Linked DNA regions of Homo sapiens: region 2 is linked to region 1. Evidence: chromatin loops called from intact Hi-C (ENCODE). Cell type or tissue: pancreas. All regions are shown on one strand. Links, peaks and the distances in the headings refer to the core of each region. The heading gives the core; the rest is flanking DNA.

The links. Peaks named below come from ENCODE experiments on the same cell type or tissue, not always from the same donor. Only the 100,000 strongest peaks of a DNase experiment are listed, where the experiment ranks them.
Region 2: a loop joins it to region 1, with 2.1 times the contacts of the local background. A loop is called at or near these places in 92 of 110 quality-filtered maps.

Annotation. Positions count from the first base shown.
Region 1 is chr19:18,205,365-18,216,812 of GRCh38, forward strand. It overlaps PDE4C (phosphodiesterase 4C), which reads right to left. Exons shown (of 15, transcript NM_001098818.4): 12 at 11,377-11,448; 13 at 8,004-8,126; 14 at 6,395-6,577; 15 at 2,601-5,912. The coding sequence ends at 5,565. LOC102725254 (a long non-coding RNA gene) reads left to right here. Exons shown (of 2, transcript NR_134910.1): 2 at 92-199. Among named protein-coding and RNA genes, the nearest start is that of RAB3A, 7.0 kb to the left of the region's middle. RefSeq lists a silencer at 1-29. In pancreas, for the core only: no CTCF peak of the experiment used is centred there; a DNase peak (open chromatin) is centred at 6,478.
Region 2 is chr19:18,261,064-18,273,699 of GRCh38, forward strand. It overlaps IQCN (IQ motif containing N), which reads right to left. Exons shown (of 4, transcript NM_001145304.2): 2 at 8,403-8,524; 3 at 3,300-6,463. The coding sequence starts at 8,415. Among named protein-coding and RNA genes, the nearest start is that of IQCN, 7.1 kb to the right of the region's middle. In pancreas, for the core only: no CTCF peak of the experiment used is centred there; DNase peaks (open chromatin) are centred at 3,966, 4,172, 5,685, 6,425 and 3 weaker places.

The sequences.
Region 1 (11,448 bases), core at 3,449-11,448:
CAGCCCGCCCCCAGTGCCCTGGGAGTACTGGGACGCCCACCCCCACGTCCCCGCACCGTTTACATTTGGGAAATTTATTTTTTCTTTTTAGGGTAACATGTTTGCTCCCTCCTCCCCCACTCGGACTATAGAAGTATCACCAATCCACTGCAGAGAAATTGGGAAAATTCAGAAAAACAAAAAATAAAAAGAAATCCACCTCCCATTCTCCCTGCCCTCCGCGCCCACGCGGTAGTCCGTGCTCTGTGGGGGGCTCCAGGGCAGCTGGTCCAGGCCCTGGCCTGCCGCCTCCTTGGAGGGGAGGTTTTTCGGTTGCTCAGCTCCCTGATCGCCCAAAGGCACGCTTCCTACATGGGTGGCTCTCTCGGAAATACCTCCTGCCTTTTTTCCCCAGGAAGAGAAAAGTGAGCCACGAGAATGTGCGGAAGCTTCCGTCACTGACTTAGTATTTTAAAGTAAAAATAGCCGGGTGCGGAGGCTTACGCCTGTAATCCCACCACTTTGGGAGACCAAGGCGGGAGGATCGCTTGAGCCCAGGAATTGGAAACCAGCCTGAGTAACATAGGGAGGCCCCATCTCTACAAAAAATTTAAAAATTAGCTGGATGTGGTGTCGCGTGCTTGTGGACCCAAATACTCCCGAGGCTGAAGTAGGAGGATCACTTGAGCTCAGGAGGTCGAGGCTGTAGGAAACCGTATCGCGCCACTACACTCCAGCCTGGACGACAGAGTGAGACGCTGTCTCAAAAAATTAATTACTTAATTTAAATTTAAAAAGAATGCAAGCCCTTGATTGTCCAGAGCAGCATTGGGCTCTGGAATTAGAAATGGTTGAGCTGGGGGAGGGGCTGCGGGATTGGGGTATTTTCTTTGTGTCAGGGGAGACAGAGCTGGTGGGAGAACGGGCTAGGCTTCCAGGCCGGTCCCACTCAGAGGAAAGTCCAGAGGCTTCCCTGCATCCCTACCCTATCGTCTACACTAGACAAATAAAAATAAAAATGTGGCCAGGTGCGGTGGTTTATGCCTGTAATACCAGCACTTTGGGAGGCCGAGTCAGGAGGATCACTCCTTGACCTTGAGGTCAGGAGTTCGAGACCAGCCTGGCCAACATGGTGAAACCCCATCTCTGCTAAAAATACAAAAATTAGCCCGGTGTGGTGGTGCCTGTCCCAGGAGGCTGCTCAGGAGGCCCAGGCATGAGAATCGCATGAACCAGGGAGGCGGAGGTTGCAGTGAGCTGAGATCACCGGCACCACTGCACGCCAGCCTAGGTGCTAGAGGGAGACTCTGTCTCAAGAAAAAAAAAAAAAAGTATCCCAGATACGGGTCCAGGGACGACTTCTCGGGGAAGAAGACACTAACTTAAAACCCAGTGTGGGGGCCAGGTGTGGTGGCTCATGCCTGTAATCCCAGCACTTTGGGAGGCCGAGGTGGGTGGATCACCTGAGGTCAGAAGTTCAAGACCAGCGTGGTCAACATGGTGAAACCCCATTTCTACTAAATATTAGCCGGGCATGGTGGCGGTCGCCTGTAATCCCTGCTACTTGGGAGGCTGAGGCAGGAGAATCGCTTGAACCCGGGAGGCAGAGGTTGCAGTGAGCCAAGATCACGCCATTGTCCTCCAGCCTGGGCAACAAGAGCGAAACTTTGTCTAAAACAAAAATAAAAACAAAAATCTAATGGGTGAGGCTGGGGGCTGAGAGAGAAGCATTCCAGGTAGTGGGAACAGCTTGTTTGAAGGCCCTGTGGTGGGACCAGGCTTGCAGTGTGGCCAGAGCAGATGCAGTCAGTAAGAGGAGAGGGACAAATGCCTTTGGCTCAAACTGAAGGAGAACATATGAATATTCATTTATAAGAAATATGAATATTCTAGGGCTGGGTGCAGTGGCTCATGCCTGTAATCCCAGCACTTTGGGAGGCCGAGGCAGGCGGATCATGAGGTCAGGAGTTCAAGACCAGCCTGGCCAACATGGTGAAAACCCAGTCTCTACTAAAAATACAAAAATTAGCTGGGCATGGTGGTGGGCACCTGTAATCCCAGCTACTCAGGAGACTGAGGCAGGAGAATCGTTTGAACCCAGGAGGCGGAGGTTGCAGTTAGCCAAGATCACACCATTGCACTCCCGCCTGGGCGACAAGGCGAGACGCAAAGAAAGAAAGAAAGAGAAAGGGAAAAGGAAAGAAAAGAAAGACAGAGAAAGAAAGAAAAGAAAAGAAAGAAAAAAATATGAATTTTTTTTTTTTTTTTGAGACAGTCTCGCTCTGTCACCCAGGCTAGAGTGCAGTGGCTCGATCTTGGCTCACTGCAAGCTCCGCCTCCCGGGTTCAGGCCATTCTCCTGCCTCAGCCTCCCGAGTAGCTGGGACTACAGGCGCCTGCAACCACGCCCGGCTAATTTTTTGTATTTTTAGTAGAGACGGGGTTTCACTGTTAGCCAGGACGGTCTCGATCTCCTGACCTCGTGATCCGCCCGCCTCGGCCTCCCAAAGTGCTGGGATTACAGGCGTGAGCCACCGCGCCCAGCCAAAAATATGAATATCTTATAACAGATGGAGAAAAACTAGAGGGAAATAAGTCAAAATACTGCAGATAATCCATGGGTGGAGATACAGCAGAATTTTATTTCCTTCTTTATACATTTCCATTATTTCCAAATTTTTTACAGCGAACATGGTATTACTTTGTAAGCGGACTGGGGGGAAAAATCTTGAAAAAAAAATTCCCTAAATATCTTCTTTTTAAAAGTCTGGAAGGAAATGCACCAAGTTCGTGAACCCGGATGACTTTTAGTTCTGGCACTGTGGAATTTTATCATTAACTGTGATGATGATGAATTCTGAGTGGTTATAATATTTATGAACGAAGCCAGCTGCTCTGGAAGCCGAGGGCGGCTGTGATGACGCCTGTATCTTGTATAAATATTCAGGCACGCGAAGAGGGAGGCAGAGGGGAGGGATGGATACTGAGGCTTCCGGAGGCGGGGATCGAACCCTAGGCTTGAGCATGGTGCTGCCCAGTCCGCTCGGAGGCCCGACCAGCAGGACGAGCTCTTCCCGGCGAGGTGCGGTAAGTGGGACCATCAGGGCTGGAGGATGCCACCCCTCCGACCCACCCCCCAACCCCCGACAAGCGCGCCCCGCCGTGTCTCCCACGCCCGCCACCAGGGGGTGCCGCTGGCTAACATTGGGCGCCCAGATGCTTGACTTTGAGCTGGCAAGAGGACCTCTCTGCGCCTCAGTTTCCTCATCAGTGAAATGGCCAGGACACTCAATTTGGTCAATCGAATGTCTTAAGATGTAAAGATTTTATTTAACCCCAGATAAATGCTCAGTACCCCAAATGTCTAAGATATTTCAGGGAGGTCACAGACAACAACCCCCCACACCTCGTCGGAGTTTATCCAAGTACTAGGATCAGGTTACAGAGGGGAAACTGAGGCCCAGAAGAGGCTATGATGGCAAGAAAGCCTCAGGGGCCTCCCTCCCTCTAGGGGGAGTCTGAGGCAGTTTCAGGAATCAGGAGACTTAGAGACCTGCTAGAGAGGGAAAATTGTGTGTTTTTGTTGCTGTCCTAGGGAAGGAGGAACACGTAGGGGACCCAGTATGGAGTTCTGCGGACAGAGAAAGCAGGGGGCTCCTACATCCAGAGACACCAAAGACAGAAAATAAAGCGACTTAAAGCAACAACTGGTGCATAGGTTCAATCAGTCTTCAGAGACATGCCGGGCACAGAGCCCCCTCTTTTTATTGTTGTTGTCGTTGCCCAGGCTGGAGTGCAGTGGCGCGACCTCGGCTCACCACAACCTCCACCTCCCGGGTTCAAGCGATTCTCCTGCCTCAGCCTCTCAAGTAGCTGGGATTACAGGCACCTGCCACCATGCCTGGCTAATTTTTTTTTTTTCTTTTTGAGACGGAGTCTTGCTCTGTCACCCAGGCTGGAGTGCAATGGCACGATCTCGGCTCACTGCAAGCCCCGCCTCCCGGATTCAAGCGATTCTCCTGCCTCAGCCTCCCGAGTAGCTGGGATTCAGGCACCCAACACCATGCCCAGCTAATTTGTGTATTTTTAGTAGAGATGGGGTTTCACCGTGTTGGCCAGGCTGGTCTTGAACTCCTGACCTCGTGATCCACCCGCCTCGGCCTCCCAAAGTTCTGGGATTACAGGTGTGAGCCGCCGCACCCAGCCTCTAATTTTTTGTATTTTTAGTAGAGACAGGGTTTCACTATGTTGGCCAGGCTGATTTTGAACTCCTGATCTCAGGCGATCCACCCCCACTCAGCCTCCCAAAGTGCTAGGATTACAGGCGTGAGCCACCTGGCCCGGCTTTTTTTTTTTTCTTTTCTTTTTTGAGACAGTGTCTTGCTCTGTCGCCCAGGCTGGAGTGCAGTGGCATGATGTCGGCTCACTGCAACCTCCACCTCCTGAATTCAAGTGATTCTCCTGCCTCAGCCTCCCCAGTAGCTGGGATTACAGGCACCCGCCACCATGCCCAGCCAATTTTTGTATTTTTAGTAGAGATGGGGTTTCACCATGTTGGCCAGGCTGGTCTCGAACTCCTAACCTCAGGTGATCCACCTGCCTCAGCCTCCCAAAGTGCTGGGATTATAGGCATGGGCCACTGTGCTCGGCCTCAGAGCCCCGTCTCTTTCCTTTCCTTCTCTTTTCTTTTTATTTTTAGACAGGATCTTGCTGTGTTGCCCAGGCTGGAGTGCAGTGATGCAGTCATAGCTCTCTTCAGCCTCCAACTCCTGGGCTCAAGCGATCCCCTTTGTCTCAACCTTCTGAGTAGCTGGGATTCTCAGGTGCACACCACCATGCCTGGCTAATTTTTTTTTTCAGAGATGGTGGGGGTCTTGCTATGTTGCCCAGGCTGGTCTCAAACTCCTGAGCTTAAGCAGTCCTCCCACCTCAGCCTCCCAAAGTACCGGGATTACAGGCATAAGCCACTATGCCTTGCCCAGCCCTTCTTTTCTGCTCCTCTTCCTGCCCCCTACCGTAGTTTCAGAAACAAAACTGGGTATGAGTGAAGCTTTGGTGCTGAAAATTTTCCCCACTCACATTTCCATGCTCTTGCAGAGAGCCGCTTGGTAGAGGAAGACAGGGAGATGCCTTTGGGATGGTCTCCTGACTCCCCACCCTTTGTGCAGGGCTACTACAGAGGCAGAAAGCTGGCACGAAGTAGATGAGCAATAAATATTTGATAAAGAAGGAAATAATTAAGTGACAGATGTGACTCAAGAGTGACCACTGGAGAGGGTGGACTAGAGGCTCCAGCAGACAGCACCTCTCCTCACAGGGATAGAAGCCCAGGAGAAAGACACCAGGGCATCGTAAGAGGCTGCCCCTTAGAGAGCTCTTTTAGGCAAGTCTAGGGTCAGAGTGGACCCCAGCCAGGTGCCTCCAATTAGACCCTGGGAGCCACCTATAACTAAGAGCTTGATTGTCTCCCTAAATGGGTGGGAAAGTGAAGCAGGAGCCACATGGAGCCTCTTCCTGGAAAGTCTGCCTGCCAAGAGCCAAAGGGCTTTACCATCCATTGCCCCTGCAGTTCACGCAGGGCTGGCCCTAAGTCCTCTGGTTGTCGAGGGGTAAGTCCCCAGGGTCTGGGCCGGCTTCAGGGGACAGGAGTTCAGTGTCAGGCAACTCCAAGGCCTCTTTGGCTAAAGCTGTCTCTTCCCCCTCCTCTTCTTCCTCCTCATCCTCTTCCTCTGCCTCCTCCAGAGTCAGTTCAAACTGGAATCTGTCAGGCCCGTCCCGCTCGGGGTTGGTGAGGTCTGAGGGACTTCGGGGGATCTTGCTCTGGTACCACTCTCGATTGTCCTCCAGCGTGTCCAGCAGGTCCTGTGCATCTGGGTGGACCAGGTCAGCCCAAGTCTCCCACAGTGGGTGAGCAATGTAGTCAATGAAACCCACCTGTGGCGGGGGGTGGGGCATGTCGGCATTTGGTGAGTTACAGTGAACCCTAGACTCAATCCAGCCTCCAGATCTTTAGCCAAGTTGTTCCCTCTGCCTGGAATGCCGCTTCCCAACAACTGCTCATCCTTCAAAACCCTTTTCAAATAACTCATTCTCTAGAATGCCTCCCTTAACCCTTCTGGCCTCCTCCAACCCCAACCCTAACCCCACAGGGCTGAATGTACGTGTCCCCCAGACTGGAAGCCCCTCCAGGGTCCCGCATGTCACCTAGAACAGATGTTTCCAAACCCCAGAAGTGCATGTCCCTCTCCCTGAAGCCCAGAGAGAATGGATCCCAGGTCTAACTCGGCCCAGACAGCACCCTTCAGGCACACTCCCTGGCTAGCCAGCCAGGGCCAAACCAGGGCTCGTGGGGTTGGCTCAGCCCCTCCTTTTACTTCCTCCCAGTGTCTACCGGTTCAGCCCAGTCCCCTGCCAACCTGGGACTTCTCCACTGAGGCCGTATGCTTGTCACACATGGGACTGATGTCCAGGCCCGACTCACGCTCGCGGTCTCCCTGCTGGAAGAACTCGGCCATGATGCGGTCCGTCCACTGGCGGTACAGGGGCAGCGGCTTGGTGGGGTTGCTCAGATCAGCACAGTGCACCAGGTTCTGCAAGACCTACAGAGATCGAGGCTTGGGAGGGCACTGGCGGGGCCCAGCCACACCTAGACCTGGCACCTCCACAGACAGGCTTGGTGCCATGGACACATTCATCTTACAGGTGGGGAAACTGAGGCCTGAGACCTGAAGAAATGGTTAAGGCACAGGCATGTGACTCTTGCCATTTCTTCAAGTTTGGCATCCAGTCGGCACTTCATAAATGAAGCTAAATGAGAATTGCAAAAATGGAGGCCCTCTCCGATTTTTTTTTTTTTAATGAGTTAGGGTCTCACGCTGTGACCCTGGCTGGAGTGCAGTGGCAAGATCTTGGCTCACTGCAACCTCTGCCTCCCAGGCTCAAATGATCCTCCCAGCCCAGCCTCCCGAGTAACTGGAACTATAGGCATGCGCCACCATGCCTGGCTAATTTTTGTATTTTTGTAGAGACGGGGTGTTGCCCAGGCTGGTCTCAAACTCCTGAGCTCAAGCGATCCACCCATCTCAGCCTCTCAAAGTGCTGGGATTACAGGTGTGAGCCACTGAGCCCAGCTTTTTTTTTTTTTTTTTAAGAGACAGGGTCTCACTCAGTTGCCCAGGCTGGAGTGCAATGGTGCAATCACAGCTCACTGCAGCCTCTAACTCCTGGCCTCAAGCAATCCTCACACCTTGGCCTCCCAAAGTGCTGGGATTACAGGCATGAGCCACTGCGCCCAGCCTTCACTCTAAATGTGTAAGAAACCTGGCTAAAATTGTTTTTGTTTGTTTGTTTTGGCTTGTTTTTTTGAGATGGAGTCTTGCTTTGTCACCCAGGCTGGAGTGCAGTGGGGTGATTTCGGCTCACTGCAACCTCTACCTCCCAGGTTCAAGCAATTCTCTGCCTCAGCCTCCCGAGTAGCTGAGATTACAGGCGCCCGCCACCACACCCAGCTAATTTTTGTATTTTTAGTAGAGATGGGGTTTCACCATCTTGGCCAGACTGGTCTTGAACTCCTGACCTCATGATCTGCCTGCCTCGGCCTCCCAAAGTGCTGGGATTATAGGCGTGAGCCACTGCGCCCGGCTGCTAAAGTTGTTTTTAAAGTAAAACCGGCCGGGCGCGGTGGCTCACGCCTGTAATCCCAGCACTTTGGGAGGCCGAGGTGGGCGGATCTCAATCTCATGGAGATTGAGACCATGGTGAAACCCCGTCTCTACTAAAAATACAAAAAAAATTAGCTGGGCGCGGTGCCGGGCACCTGTAATCCCAGCTACTCGGGAGGCTGAGGCAGGAGAATGGCGTGAACCTGGGAGGCAGAGCTTGCACTGAGCCAAGATGGCGCCACTGCACTCCAGCCTGGGCGACAGAGTGAGACTCCGTCTCAATAAATAAATAAATACATAAATAAATAAATAAAGTAAAACCAAAATTTAAAAAGGAAGCCCCAGTGCCCATCCAGCTACACACCTGGATTCGGTCGGAATAGTTGTCCAGGAGGAGGACACCGAGGCTTGTCACCTTCTTGGTCTCCACCATGGTCTTGAGGTCGGCCAGGAGGTTCATGTGTTTGGACATGTCTGTGGCCAGCACCTGGGGGCAGGCAAGGGAAGGTGACAGGCGCGAGGACCCTGCCCACCCCAACCCTCACTCCCAACTCCCAGATGCCACTCTGGCTCAGACTCAGCCCTCTGGGCCTCAGCATACTCATCTGTGAAATGGAAGGATGCAACTGCATTCACTGCAAACTCTGCTCAAAAGAGGGGCTCAGTCAGGGGCCCCTTTTGGGAGGTCATCTGGGTTGGCCATGAATTCCACATGTGTGACAGGGTGTAGTGGGGAGGTGATCAAATCTGTGCGCCTGGGACTTGTCAGACAGAGTCTCCCACAGTGGGTGGGCATTGTAGTCAATGAAACCCACCTGTGGGGTGGGTGGGGCGGAAGGCATTCGTTGAGTCACAGCAAACCCTAGAACCAATCCAGCCTCCAGATCTTTAGCCACGTTGTTCCCTCTGCCTGGAATGCCGCTTCCCAACTCCTACTCATCCTTCAAAGCCCTTTTCAAATAACCCACCCTCAGGCTGGGCGCCGTGGCTCACGCCTGTAATCCCAGCACTTTGGGAGGCCGAGGCAGGTGGATCACGAGGTCAGGAGATCGAGACCATCCTGGCTAACATGGTGAAACCCCGTCTCTACTAAAAATACAAAAAGTTAGCCTGGCATGGTGGTGGGCACCGGTAGTCCCAGCTACTCGGAAGGCTGAGGCAGGAGAATGGCATGAACCCAAGAGGCGGAGCTTGCAGGGAGCCGAGATCCTGCAACAGATCTGGGCGACAGAGCAAGACTCCGTCTCAAAAAAAAAAAAAAAATAACCCATCCTCTAGGATGCCTCTGTTGACCCTTCTGGCCTCCTCCAACCCCAACTGTGACCCCACAGGGCTGGTTAGGGGCTAGGGTGACTTGTGCCTGAGGACAGTGGGGAGGATGAGTTCTGTGCAAAGGGGCTGGAAGAGTTGGGTACATGGGAGGGAACTAAAAGAGGTGGCTGTGGCTGGAAGAAGTGAGCTCAAGAGAAAGGGAGGTGAGATTGAAGAGACTGAGGGCCTCTGGCAGCTGGGGTAGATTGTCCAGAGGCTATGGGAGCCACAGGGGAGTTTGCAGCTCACTGTGGGGAGGGATGTGACTTCATACCCCTCAAACTTCCATGTAGCCACCATGTGCCCTGGAGGGCTATTTCTAGGCACAGATGTTTAAAAACCAGATTAACCCAGCCGGGCGCCGTGGCTCACACCTGTAATCCCAACACTTTGGGAGGCAGAGGTGGGTGGATTACCAGAGGTCAGAAGTTCAAGACCAGCATGGCCAACATGGTGAAACCCCGTCTCCACTAAAAATACAAAAAATTAGCCGGGTGTGGTGGCAGGCACCTGTAATCCCAGCTACTCAGAGGCTGAGGCAGGAGAATCACTTGAACCCAGGAGGTGGAGGTTGCAGTGAGCCAGGATCACACCATTGCACTCCAGCCTGAGTGACAGAGCAAGACTCCATTTCAAAAAAAAAAAAAAAAAAAACTTAACCCACCCATGTGGACTCAGCCCAGCCAGGAGTGACTCAGATGTGGTTCACCGGCTTCTCTGAGAGTCAGACAAAAGTCTCAAAACTTCTCCTCAAATCTCTCATCTGTCCCAAATGCTGTCTCCCCACCCTGTGGGTACCCACCACTCAAGACCCCAACTCCACCTCACCAAACGTTTAGTTCTTTCTCACTCCAAGCCTTGGCTTTCTCTAAGCCCTCCTCACGTGGGGTTCCCTCTGCTGAGAACACAGCCTTCCTCATTCTGCACACCCTGGCTTCAATGTTCCCTCTCCAAGAAGCCCTTTCTGACCTCTTTGGCTGGTCTGGGCTCCGAAAGCACCTTGAACCTTCCTCCTCACAGCTCTGCCTGCAGGTCCCTAGTCAAGGGTTAGAATTTCATAACGGCCGGAACTGTCTTTGCACAGATCAAGCACACAATAGGTGCTCAATAAATGCTTGTTAAGTGAATGAATGAGGCATGAGACCCCAAAACTTACTGATGTGCCCCTACCTAAAAAAAAAAAAAATTCAAATGGATAGATGTGTATAATTTTTTTTTTTGAGACAGAGTCTTGCTCTGTTGCCAGGCTGGAATGCAGTGTGCGATCTCCGCTCACTGCAATCTCCGCCTCCCGGGTTCAAATGATTCTCCTGACTCAGCCTCCCGAGTAGCTGAGACTACAGGTGCATGCCACCACACCCAGCTAATTTTTGTATTTTTAGTAGAGACAGGGTTTCACCATGTTGGCCAGGATGGTCTTGATCTCTTGACCTCATGATCCGCCTGCCTCGGCCTCCCAAACTGTTGGGACTACAGGCCTGAGCCACCGTGCCTGGCTGCTTAATTTTTTTCTTTTCTTTTTTTTTTTTTTTTGAGACAGAGTCTCACTCTGTTGCTGAGGCTAGAGTGCCGTGGTGCAATCTCCGCTCACTGCCACCTCCACCTCCCGGGTTCAAGCGATTCTCCTGCCTCAGCCTCCCAAGTATCTGGGATCACAGGTGCCCGCCACCAGGCCCGGCTAATTTTTGTATTTTTAGTAAAAACAGGGGTTTCACCATGTTGATCAAGCTGGTCTCGAACTCTTGACCTCAAGTGATCCACCCGCCTCAGCCTCCCAAAGTGCTGGGATTACAGGCGTGAGCCACCACGCCTGGCCCAGATGTGCTTAATTTAAGGCTTAGCAAAAGTTGCACCTGACACCCCAGAAACGGTTTCCACATTGCCTGGGTACAGCCAGGATCTGCTGGGCCCAGCAGAGGGCCTGGGGTTTGGGCAGTCACTAGCCCCTTTTTTTTTTTTTTTGAGATGGAGTCTCACTCTGTTGCTGAGACTGGAGTGCAGTGGTGCGATCTCAGCTCACTAGCTCACTAGCTCACTACAGCCTCCGCCTCCTGGGTTCTAGCAATTCTCCTGCCTCAGTCTCCCAAGTAGCTGGGATGACAGGTGCACACCACCACACCCAGCTAATTTTTGTATTTTTAGTAGAGACGAGGTTTCACCATGTTGGTCAGGCTGGTCTCGAACTCCTGACCTCAGGTGATTCGCCCGCCTCTGCTTCCCAAAGTGTTAGGATTACAGGCATGAGCCACCGCCCCTGGCCCCACTGTTCCATTTCACAGATGAGGAAGCTCAGACAGAGTGAGGACATGCCTGGGTCTGGATGAACCGCCGGCCATGCCAATATCACCCCACCCTGCTGTCTGCAGATGAGAAGGATGCCCCGCTCCCCTCTGCCCCTCCCGCCCCGCTTACTGCCCTGGCCTCACCATGTCAATGACCATCCTGCGCAGACTCAGTCGCTGCTTGGCGCTGAGGTTCTGGAAGATATCGCAGTTCTC
Region 2 (12,636 bases), core at 2,390-10,389, 55 kb after region 1:
TAGGGGACATCCTGCTGGTTATAGATGCGTGAGCTTGGTTTGGGGACACCCTGGAGGCCACTGGTGGGTAATCTTGTCTAGGGGACATCCCACTGGCTTGAGATGGCTGGGCTAGGCTTGAGGAAACCCTACTGGCCACAGATTGGTGGGCTACACTTGGGGACACCCCAGTGGCCTGAGATGGCCAGGTCAAGCTTGGGGATTCCCCAGTGGACTGAGGAGGCTGGGCCAGGCTTGGAGACTCCCGAATGGCCATAGATGGGTGAGCTAGGGTTGGGGACACTCCAATGGTGTGAAATGGCATGGCTAGGCTTGGGGACACTCCAATGGTCTGAGATGGCATGGCTAGGCTTGGGGACACTCCAATAGTCTGAGATGACATGGCTAGGCTTGGGGACACTCTGATGGTCAGAGATGGCTGGGTCAGGCTTGGAGACTCCCCAGTGGGCTGAGATGGGTAGGCTGGGCTTGGGGACATCTCAGTGGGCTGAGATGGGTAGGCTGGGCTTGGGGACTCCCCAGTGACCACAGATGGGTCGCCTGGGCTTGGGGACACCTCAGTGGCCATAAATGGGTAGGCTGGGCTTGGGAACACCTCAGTGCGCTGATATGACTGGGCCAGGCTTGGAGACTCCCCAGTGACCACAGATGGGTAGGCTGAGCTTGGGGACACCTCAGTGGGCTGAGATGGCTGGGCAAGGCTAGGGGACTCCCCAGTGGCCACACATGGATAGTCTGGGCTTGGGGACACCTCAGTGGGCTGAAATGGGTAGCCTGGGCTTGGGGACACCTCAGTGGCCATAGATAGGTAGCCTGAGCTTGGGGACATCTCAGTAGGCTGAGATGAGTAGTCTGGGCTTGGGGACACTTCAGTGGCCACAGATAGGTAGCCTGAGCTTGGGGACACCTCAGTGAGCTGAGATGGGTAGCCTGGGCTTGGGGACACCTCAGTGGCCACAGATAGGTAGCCTGAGCTTGGGGATATCTCAGTGGGCTGATATGGGTAGGTTGGGCTTGGGGACACCTCAGTGGCCACAGATGGGTATTCTGGGCTTGGGGACATCTCAATGGCCATAGATAGGTAGCCTGGGTTTGGGGACACCTCAGTGGGCTGATATGAGTAGGCTGCACTTGGGGACACCTCAGTGAGCTGATATGGGTGGGCTGGGCTTGGAGATACCTCAGTGGGCTGAAATGGCTGTGCCAGGGTTGGGTACTCCCTAATGGCCTGAGATGGGTAGGTTGGACTTGGGGACACCTCAGTGGGCTGAAATGGCTGAGCCAGCATTGGGTACTCCCCAACAGACTGAGATGGGTAGTCTGGACTTGGAGACACCCCAAAGGCTTGAGATGGCTGGGCCAGATTTGAGGTTACCCCAGGGGCTTGAGATGGCTGGGCTAGGCTTGAGGGCTCCCCACTGTCCATAGATGGCTGGGCTAGGTTTTGGGACCCCCAGTTAGCCATTGATTGGTGACCTTGGTCTGAGGCCACTCTAAAGGTCCTTGATGGGTGTCCTCGGCTTGGGGACCTCCTAGTCACCACAGATGGCTGTGCTGGTCTTGGTGTCACTCTATTAGGCACAGAGGAGTGTGGTAGCCTTGGGGTCACCCAATTACCCATAGATGGGCAGGTTAGCCTTGGGGATACCTTACTGGATGCTATATGCTGGGATAGGCTTGGGGCCAGCCTACTGAACCCTGATGCCTGGCCTAGGTTTGGGGCTACCCTACTGGCCAGTGTAGCCTGGGACACAATTGGGGCCAAGCTCTTGGCCACAGATGGTGGCTTATATGCAGTGGAGACCACAGTACCTAAAGACAGAGTCCTCCTCAGCTCTGTCTTGACGGTTGCCTGGGACACCTCAATCAGATTCACAGAGCTCTTGCCTAAGGAGAACTTGTGGATCTCAGCCTCTGAGCCCCAGTGAACACGCAAGGTCAAGCAGTTAGACACTGAGCTGTGTTGGAAACTGGGCACTTTCTCCGAGGCTGGAGTGGGCCGGTAGGGGAAGTGTAGGGTCATGTACCTATAGCCGGTTTCAGTCTCTTGCGTATCCTTAAACCTCTGGAGTGTCCCCATGGACTCCGGAGGAAAAACAGACTTCACCGCAAGGTCCCCTTCTAAACTGCTTTCCCGTGACTCATCTATCTTGTTGACGGCAGGCAGGCTGGCCACAGACATAGTGGAAAGGCTGAGGGAACTAGAACTTTGCAGAGAGCTTTCGGAATTGTTCTCCTGACTGTAGGTCACAAAGCCCTGGGAGAAGCTCCTGGCCAGGTCACCGTCTCGATCCTGTGGCAAACCACCTACTGGCTCACCGAGGATGGATGGCTGGTGGTCTGTTGCTAGCTTCTGGGGGCAGAGCAGGGCAGACACAGAACCCTGTGTTCGATTCCTCCCCTGTCCACAGACAGATGTCTTGGGACGAACTTGAGCCAATGCACTGCCGGGGGAAGCTTGAAACAGACCATGAGTCTTGGATGCCTGAGTTTTGGTCACCATGGTGACCTGCAAGGGACTTGGGGCCCCCTTGTCTATCACCTCCCTAGTACCCGGGGGGGCCTGTTTGCGATTTGGGGGCTGATACCTCCTCCCCAGGCTCTCCCTGGAAGCCCTGGATGCCTGCTGCTGGCCTCTGGCCACTAAGGGTTGGTAGAGACCACGATGTACCCCTGAGGACTGACACCAAGGCAGGCCCCCACAGGTGAGGTAAGGCTGGTGAACATGGGCAGCCCTCCCACCACCCACGCTGCAAGGAAGCCTACCCGAGGCCACCCTGCCCTCCCTGGTCGATAGATAAGAGGCCACCCTGCTGACCACATGTGGCCTGTGGCAGCTCGGGGCTGTGCCATAGATCACAGAGGGCTGGTTCATGCTTGGGCCCACACAGTTGGCAATGAGAGGCTGCCACAGACTCGGGGGTGGCTGCATGTGGGACAGCTTGAGCAAACTGGGGCCCTCCCCACTCCCCTCGGGGTTAAAATCTGATGCCAATGTGCCAGGCTCCAGGGTCGGGCATGCTTCTTCCTTTTGGAACTTGGGGCTCAAATCCAGGTTTGAGGAGAAGTCCCTGCTGGACTCCATCATCTCCCGGGACAGCATGGGATACAGGCCAGTGATCAGGGGACCCTGGTGAATGCTGGTGATGACGCTACCCATCACCGAGGCTCCCACAGTGACCACAGATAAGCAGGGTGACCCCCACAAGATGGCCCCATCAATCCCCCATCTCCTCCAAGGGCCCGGCAGGTTGGCCCATGGTGAAACAACCCCAGATCCCAACCTGGGAATCCCTGACCTTGCTGGTCTGTGGTCTCACGGGGCCCAGGGAGGGCCCCCATGCGGCCGATGGACTCCTCCTGCAGGCCACCTTCACCAGGGCCGGCGTCTTAGTCACCCCGCTTCCTGTTGATTTCGAGGCGGCCTTGGGGAGGATGGTTCCAGTCCTCAGGGCCACCCGACACCAAGACTGGCTCAGGAGAGCACCCAGCTCACCCTGACACAGGGCCTGGCTCAGAGCCACCCACTCCTCCTCCGTCAAAGCCTTGCTAAGCACCTCGGCCAATTTACCCTGCATGACCTTGGTGAGTTCCGCCCGCAGCTCGCCCCGGGACAGGGCTCGGGACAGGGTCAGGCGCAGCTCACTCCAGGACAGCGCCTTCACCAGCGCCATGCTCAGCATGCTCTGGGGCAGGGCTTTGGTGACAGTGGCACCCAGGACCTCCTTGGACAGGGCCTGGTTCAGAGCTGCCCAGACTTCTCCCTGGGAGAGGGCTTTGGCCAACAGAGTGCGGAGATCCTCCTGGGATGCCAGCACACCAGCTACTTCAGCACACAAGGAGGCCAGCAGGGAGCCTACCGTGTCCTCCTGGCAGGGCACCGCCTGGCCGGGCATTGATGGCTGGGCACGTGTGGCTCCGTTGTCTCCCCAGGACTCAACGTTGCATGTGGAATGGCCGGTGGGTGCCATCGGCGGCACCAGCATACCCTGGACCTCACAGGCTGCCGGGCATGGTCCCCCCTGAGTGGTCTTCCCCGGCACGTGTCCGTGGGGCTGTGGCTGGGTCTGTCTGTCCTCTGGCTTGGCCCAGGGTGGGGCGCTGAGGCCACCGAGGCGCTGGCAGGCGTGGTTGGACACCTTGGACCCTGTTAGGAGCACCTGGGAGTGGGTGTTGCTGCTGAGATCAGCAGCCTGGTGCGCTGGGATGAGGCACGTGGTTATGTCTGTGATCGGCTGCCCCCGGGACTGCGTCTTGGTCAGACAGGTGGCTAGAGGCGCTTGGGACTGGACCTTCACGGCACCTGTGGCCAGATGTGTCTGGGAATGCATCTTGCTCAGACAGGTGTCCAGATGGGCCAGGGATGGGGTCTTGGTCAGCTCAGTGGGCAGATGTCCCTGAGATGAGGCCTTGGTCAGCGGGGCGGCCAGTGGTCTCTGGGACAGGCAGGGTGGATGTCTCTGGGATGAGGCATTGGTCAGTGGGGCAGCCAGCTGTCCCCGGGGCAGGGTGACAGCCATGTCTACAGGCACATACACGTGAGGTGGCTTGTCCCCTTCCTCAGCAACTTTTGTCCAGGATGGAGCCCCAGCCATTTCCACTGCCACACTGGTCTTAAATGCCATGTCTGTTTTCGCCTGTTTCTGGGTGCCAGTCTTGATTTTCTCGGCTTCCAAAGGAAGCTCAGCTGCAGCCCTGGGGACCCCAGTTCCCGGATGTGGTTGAGCCAGGCACCTGATCTTCCCCTCAGCCAAATAGGAGGGGGATGAGGCTTTCACCACCTTTGCAGCCTGCTTCACATTCACGGTGGCCTTGGCCTTGGGTGGGTTCTCATGGATGGAGCCTGAGGTGTTGGGAGTTCCGGCTGCTACCGCCACTTGGGGTGGAGCCTTGACATTTGCCACTGTTGGAGAGGCCAGACACAGAGTCTTGAGGATGGTGGCCACCGAGCGTAACTGGGCTGGGGTCTTGGTTATCATGGCTGGCAGGCGGGTCTGGGGTGAGGGCTTGGTCACCCCAACTGGGCTCCTCTGGGATGAAGTCTTGGACATTGTGGCTGACAGACATGTTTGCAATGGGTTTTTGGCTGGGGTGGTGACCGGGTGCATCTGGGGTGGGGTCTTTGCCATCGCAGGCCCCGGGCATACCTGGGGCAGGCTCTTCATGATGGAAGCCAGAAGGGAAACCTGAGGTCGGTTCTTTGCCGTGATGGTCGCAGGGCATGTCTGCCGTGGGGTGCCAGTTCTGGAGGCTGTGGGGTGTACCTGGATCTTGGTCATTGTGGGCATGGGGCATGTGTGAGGTGCAGTTTTGGTCACTGTGGGCCCCGGATACATCTGGGCTGGGGTCTTGATTATTGTTACTTTGGGAACTGGGCTAGTCTTGGGTGGGGTGGTGGTCATCGTGGACGCTGGATATGTCTGTGGCAGGGTCACGGAGACCACTGGATATGTCTGGAGTAGAGTCTTGGTGATCATGGGCCCTGGACATATCTGGAAGGGGGCTTTGGGGGTCTCTGCTTTCACAGGGCCCTGGGTTTGGGCTCTGGATGGTCTCGTAACTGCCTGGTCATACCTTCTGGACAATGGTGTCTCCGGAGCCCTGGCTTTGTTGGTCCGGGCACTTACACGTTTGGTCTTCACTGAGTCACCCTCTATGTGGACGAGGCAGGTGCTTCTGATGGTTCTGGTCAGCAGGCATGGCTGGCATTTTGCGTCCAGACTCACTGGGCAGGGAAATCTGATGGTGACCGTCTGGTGTGGCAGGAAGGCCAGCCCCCGGACTCTGGCAGCATGAGGACCCTGCACACAGGGCTCTGGGGTACCCTGAGCTGCTGGGGGCTGCAGGAGGGGGGACGACTGGGGTCTGCAGAGGACCAGATTGTCACAGGAAGGGAACTGGGTCTCCTTGTTCACCATGATGGGCGGGGACAGAAGGCGGTTCTCTTCCGGATGCTGGAAGCGCACCTGCTGTGGGGCGTGATAAGGTATGTCCCCCTCCTCCGCCCTCGTTTTCTTTACCAACGACTTGCTGGAGTGAAGGATGTGTCTCTTGTTGAAGCGCCGCCAGGCCTCCTGGATGGCCTTGGCCGCCATCATCTGGGAAATCAGCTTCTGCCGGAGCCAATAGCCCCTCCAGTTGGCTTGGATGAGCGTGGCTGCACGGGCGTGCATCATGTCCATCTCGTCTACCAGGATGTTCTTGAAGGCCTGGCTCTCGACCACAGCCCGGAGGCGTGGGACGCGGCGGGACGCCGTCTTGCCTTCGGCAGGCTGTTGCGGAAGATGCTCCTTGGACTTGAGGCCCTCGTGCTGGGGCTGTGGAGGCGCTTTCTCCATTTTGTCCAGGAGACTGGGGTGAGCGGGGGCTGGAGGATGCACCGCCCACTGGGTGACAACTGGCTCGTGAACTGTAGCTAGGCGGCCGGCTGCATTGCCTTGATTACCGGACAGGTCAGCTCTGCCTGTGGGGGCGGCAGGGGGTGGTCAGGGTGTAGCAGGTCCTGCAAACAAGAGGTCTCCTGGCTGGGGTGGACACTGGCCCCCCAGGCCCAGATCTTGTTCCTGGCACGTTGCGATCTTCCGCCTCCCTTTTTCCATCCCTCCCTCTCCCAAGTGGTCTTTGCCATCCTTATATCCACCTCTCATCACCCTACGGCCACTTCATCTTGGCACACAGTGTATGACACCTGAATGCCCGACCACTTACCTGCTTTTCTTTTTTCTTTTCTTTTTTTTTTTTTTTTTGAGACAGAGTTTTGCTCTTGTTGCCCAGGCTGGAGTGCAATGCTGTGATCTTGGCTCACCACAACCTCCGCCTCCTGGGTTCAAGCGATTCTCCTGCCTCAGCCTCCCGAGTAGCTGGGATTACAGGTGCACGCCACCATGCCTGGCTGGCTACTTTTCTGTATTTTTAGTAAAGACGGGGTTTCACCATGTTGGCCAGGCTGGTCTCGAACTCCCGACCTCGGGTGATCCACCTGACTCAGCCTCCCAAAGTGCTGGGATTACAGGTGTGAGCCACCGCGCCCGGCCTGCTTTTCAAACTTTATCTTGGATGTACCCTGGGTTTAGCACTGATCACAATGTTTTGGAAATTTCCTGTTTGCCTCTGTGTGTGTGTGTGTGTGTGTGTGTGTGTGTGTGTGTGTGTGTTTGAAAAAGAGAGAGAGAGAAGTGTGGTGGGGGAGATTATTTGCCTCTCCCCATTGATTGTGAATCCTAGAAGACAGAGTCATTTCTGTGTCCCCATCTCAGTCATAGAGCTTGGTTCCAAGCTGTGAATGGGTAGGTATTGGGTGGGGGGGGCATCTTGACTGATAAATGGTGAGTGGATTGGAAGTTGGATGGACAGATAGATACAGGACTAGATACTGAATGGATGAATCAGTCGATGAGTGAATGGTAGATGGGTTGGAAAGACAGATGAAGGTTTGGATGAATAGGTAAATAAAGCTGATGAATAAAGTGTTAAAGGCAAATTGGCCCGGCACGGTGGCTCATGTCTGTCATTCCAGCACTTTGGGAGGCCAAGGTGGGCAGATTGCTTGGGGTCAGGAGTTCGAGGCCAGCCGGGCCAACATGGTGAAACCCGTCTCTACTAAAAATACAGAAAAGTAGGCCAGGCACAGTGGCTCATGCCTGTAATCCCAGCACTTTGGGAGGCCGAGGTGAGCGGATCACAAGGTCAGGAGTTTGAGACCAGCCTGGCTAACGTGGTGAAACCCCATCTCTACTGAAAATACAAAAATTAGCTCGGCATGGTGGCTCGTGCCTGTAATCCCAGCTACTCAGGAGGCTGAGGCAGGAGAATTGTTTGAACCCGGTAGGCAGAGGTTGCAGTAAGCCGAGATCGCGCCACCTCACTCCAGCCTGGGTGACAGAGCAAGACTCTGTCTCAAAAAAAAAAAAAAAAAAAAGAGCCAGGTATGGTGGCATGAGCCTGTAGTCCCAGCTAGTCGGGAGGCTGAGGCAGGAGCATTGCTTGAACCCGGGAGGAGGAGGTTGCAGTGAGCCAAGATCACGCCATCACACTCCAGCCTGGGCAACAGAAGTGAAACTCCGTGTCAAATAAAAGGAAAGAAGGAAGGAAGCAAGGGAGGGAGGGAAATTAAAGAGAGCTGGAAAGACTGGTGAAGAGATAACCCAACAGGAGGTAGACTGATGGGTGGATGGGTGGGTGGGTGGATTAGGGGATGGGTAGGTAAATGGCATATGGAAGGATGGAAAGAAGGAAGAAAAAGTGGTGACTGTGGCTTTCAGAAGTAACTAGGATGCAGAGAGAGCTGGGACACTGTCAAGCCACCCTGATGCATAGCCTGGAGCACAGCACACTTGTTTGGCAGAAGCCCCTCTCTTCAGGTTGGACTAGCCAGACCCCTTGCCCATAGACCATCTTCTTACCTTGAAGGGTCATAGATTTGGAGGAGTAGCAGGAGAAGAAGGTGCAATCTCAGAAGCCAGCCTGCAAGAGGAGGCAGCCTTCAGCCTTTCATCCATGCAATATGCAGCAACACTGCCCTGGGCTGGCTCAAGACCAACACAAAAAGAAATGTTAAAAGCAAAAATGCTAAATTCTAAAATTTCTAAATTCTAAAAAAGCTAAATTCTAAAAAAAAAAAAAAATGTGCAAAGATGAGGAAATTTATTCCAGTGTTATTTTGTAGCTAGAAATCAAACAAAACAACTGGAAATAACCAAAACAGTGATTGGTAGAGGTTCTGCTACAAATGAATACAGAAGTATGTTCAAGGATGTTTAACACTGTATTGTTTAGCAGAGGAAAAACTGGAAGAAACCAAAATTATCAATGGAGACAGGCTTAAATTAATCATACAAGGGCATGATATCCAGGCATCAGAAATGGCGTCCAGGCTGAGCACAGTGGTTCTTGCCTGCAATCCCAGCACTTTGGGAGGCCAAGATGGGAGGATCACTTGAGGACAGAAGTTTGAGACCAGCCTGGGAAACTAAGCAAGAACTGTCTCTTAAAAAAAAAAAAAAAAAAAAAAAAAAATTGGCCAGGCGTGGCTCACGCCTGTAATTCCAGCACTCTGGGAGGCCGAGGAGGGTGGATCACCTGAGGTCAGGAGTTCGAGACCAGCCTGGCCAACATGGTAAAACCCCGTCTCTACTAAAAATACAAGAAATTAGCCAGGCATAGTGGTTGACGCCTGTAATTCCAGCTACTCAGGAGGCTGAGGCAGGAGAATATCTTGAACCTGGGAGGCAGAGATTTCAGTGAGCTGAGATCGTGCCATTGTACTCCATCTGGGGCAACAAGAGCAAAACTGTCTCAAAAAAAAAAAAAAAATAGGCCGGGCACAGTGGCTCACGTCTGTAACCCCAGCAATTTGGAAGGCCAAGGTGGGTGGGTCACTTGAGGCCAGGAGTTCCAGACCAGCCTGGGCAACATGGTAAAACCCGTCTCTACTAAAAACATAAAAATTAGCCAGTCATGGTGACATGCACCTGTAGTCCCAGCTACTCGGGAGGCTGAGACAGGAGGATCATTTGAGGCCAGGAGGTTGAGACTGCAGTAAGCTACGATGGCACCACTGCACTCGAGCCTGAGCGACAGAATGAGACCCTATCTCTTTTTTGTTTTTAAAACAGAGTCCCACCCTTTTGCCCAGGCTGGAGTGCAGCGTCACAATCTCGGCTCACTGCAACCTCTGCTTCCCAGGTTCAAGTGATTCTTGTGCCTCAGTCTCCCAAGTAGCTGGGATGACAAGTGTAAGCCACGGTGCCTGGCTGAGACCCTGTCTCAAAAAAAAAAAAAAAAAGATTGTGATTAAAGAGTAAGTATAAGATAAAAGGTAACCTGGGAGGCCAGGCATGGTGGCTCACACCTGTCATCCCAGCACTTCGGGAGGCCAAGGCAGGTGGATCACAAGGTCAGGAGTTCGAGAACAGCCTGGCCAACATGGTGAAACCCCGTCTCTACTAAAAATACAAAACTTAGCCAGGCACAGTGGCATGCACCTGTAATCCCAGCTACTTCAGAGGCTGAAGCAGGAGAATCACTTGAACCCGAGAGATGGAGATTGCAGTGAGCCGAGATCACGCAACTGCACTCCAGCCTGGGCGACAGAGTGAGACTCTGTCTCAAAAAAAAAAAAAAAAAACCAGGCGCAGTGGCTCACGCCTGTAATCCCAGTGCTTTGGGAGGCCGAGGTGGGTGGCTCACGTGAGGTCAGGAGTTCAAGACCAGCCTGGCCAACATGGTGAAACTCTGTCTCTACTAAAAATACAAAAATTAGCCAGGTATGATGGCAGGTGCCTGTAATCCCAGCTACTTAGGAGGCTGAGGCGGGAGAATCTCTTGAACCCAGTAGGCAAAGGTTGCAGTGAGCTGAGATCATACCATTGCACACCAGCCTGGGTGACTGAGCGAAACTCAGTTCAAAAAAAAAAAAAAAAGATAAAAGGAAACTCTATGTGGTACTTTAGGGCTGAGGGAGTATCCCCAAAAAAGGGGCAAATTTGGAGAGCATTCAGACTTCCTTGGAGAAAGTATGGTCCCGCCTAACAAGTTAACGGAGATAATTGCTGGATCGGCCAAGCCAGAGCTGGTCTGGAGTTGCAAAACAAGCAAAAGGCCCACCCTCCAGGGTGCAGATGTGGGAACAGGTTATCAACAGTTGGTGCTCTGGATGTGCACTGGAAACCTAAGTGTTGCTGGGGCAGGAGGCCTTCAATGTGTATGGGCCACCGTGGGGGCTCTGTTCGTTTATTATCATTTATTTATTTATGATTTTTGAGACAGAGTCTCACTCTGTCCCCCAGGCTGGAGTGCAGCGGCACTCAGCATCTTGGCTCACTGCAACCTCCGCCTCCTGGGTTCAAGCGATTCTCCTGCCTCAGCCTCCCGAGTAGCTGGGATTACAGGCATGAATCCCACCACACCCAGCTAATTTTGTTTGTTTTGTTTTGTTTTGTTTTTGGAGGGACGGGGTTTCACCATGTTGGCCAGGCTGGTCTCAAACTCCTGATCTCAGGTGATTCGCCTGCCTCGGCCTCCCAAAGTGCTGGGATTACAGGCGTGAGCCACCGCGCCTGGCCTTTTTTTTTTTCTCTCTCTCTTTTGAGTTTTGTTCTTGTCGCCCAGGCTGGAGTGCAGTGGCGCGATCTCCTTTCACTGCAACCTCTACCTCTCGGTTTCCAGCGATTCTCCTACCTCAGCCTCCTGAGCAGCTGGGATTACAGGCACCTGCCACCACGCCTAGCAAATTTTTGTATTTTTAGTACAGATGGGGTTTCATCATATTGGTCAGGCTGGTCTCAAATTCCTGACCACAGGTGATCCACCCACCTTGGCCTCCCAAAGTGCTGGGATTACAGGCATGAGCCACCGCGCCCGGCCTTAGGGGCTCTGTTTTTTGTGTGTGTTGAGAGGGCTGCAGAAAGGTTTTCACCAGGTCAAGACTGCAAAGTCACAGGACCACGTTCTGGATCCAGGGCTCGGGCAGGCTTCACCTGGTGTCTTCACACCTCTATCCCTAATGCCTCACCAGCGCCCTCTATTGAGAAATCTTAGCATTGTGCTCACTTTTTTTTTTTTTTTGAGACGGAGTCTCGTTCTGTCTCCCAGGCTGGAGTGCACTGGCACCATCTCGGCTCACTGCAAGCTCTGCCTCCCGGGTTCACGCCATTCTCCTGCCTCAGCCTCCTGAGTAGCTGGGACTACAGGCGCCTGCCACCACGCCCAGTTAATATTTTGTATTTTTAGTAGAGACGGGGTTTCACTATGCTAGCCAGGATGGTCTCCATCTCCTGACCTCGTGATTCGCCCACCTCGGCCTCCCAAAGTGCTGGGATTACAGGCGTGAGCCACCGCGCCTGGCCGAGCATTGTGCTCACTTTAAACAAGACATAACGAAAGAAATTCCTTTGTTTATCACATATTGAAAGGGTCCATTCGGAGACAAGAGGCAATGCATGGATAATTGACACACATATATTTATTATTTTTATTTTTTTGAGATGGACGGAATCTTGCTCTGTTGCCCAGGCTGAAGTGCAGTGGCACGATCTTGGCTCACTGCAACCTCCGCCTCCCAGGTTCAAAGTGATTCTCCTGTCTCAGCCTCCCGAGTAGCTGGGATTACAGGCACTTGCCACCACACTTGGCTAACTTTTGTATTTTTAGTAGAGTTGGGGTTTCGCCATGTTGGCCAGACTGGTCTCGAACCCCTGACCTCAAGTGATCCGCCCGCCTCGGCCTCCCAAAGTGCTGGGATTACAGGCATGAGTCACCATGCCCGGCCTAATTATTATTATTATTCTCTTTGAGACGGAATTTCACTTTTGTTGCCCAGGCTGGAGTGCAATGGCGCCATCTTGGCTCACTGCAACCTCTGCCTCCAGGTTCAAGCGATTCTCCTGCCTCAGCCTCCCAAATAGCTAGGATTACAGGCATGCGCCACCACACCTAATTTCGTATTTTTAGTGGAAATGGGGTTTCTCCATGTTGGTCAGGCTGGTCTTGAACTCCTGATCACAGGTGATCTGCCCGCCTTGGCTTCCCAAAGTGCTGGCGTTACAGGCGTGAGCCACCTTGCCCGGCCTAATTTTTGAATTTTTAGTAGAGATGGGGTTTGACCATATGGGTCAGGCTGGTCTCGAACTCCTGAGG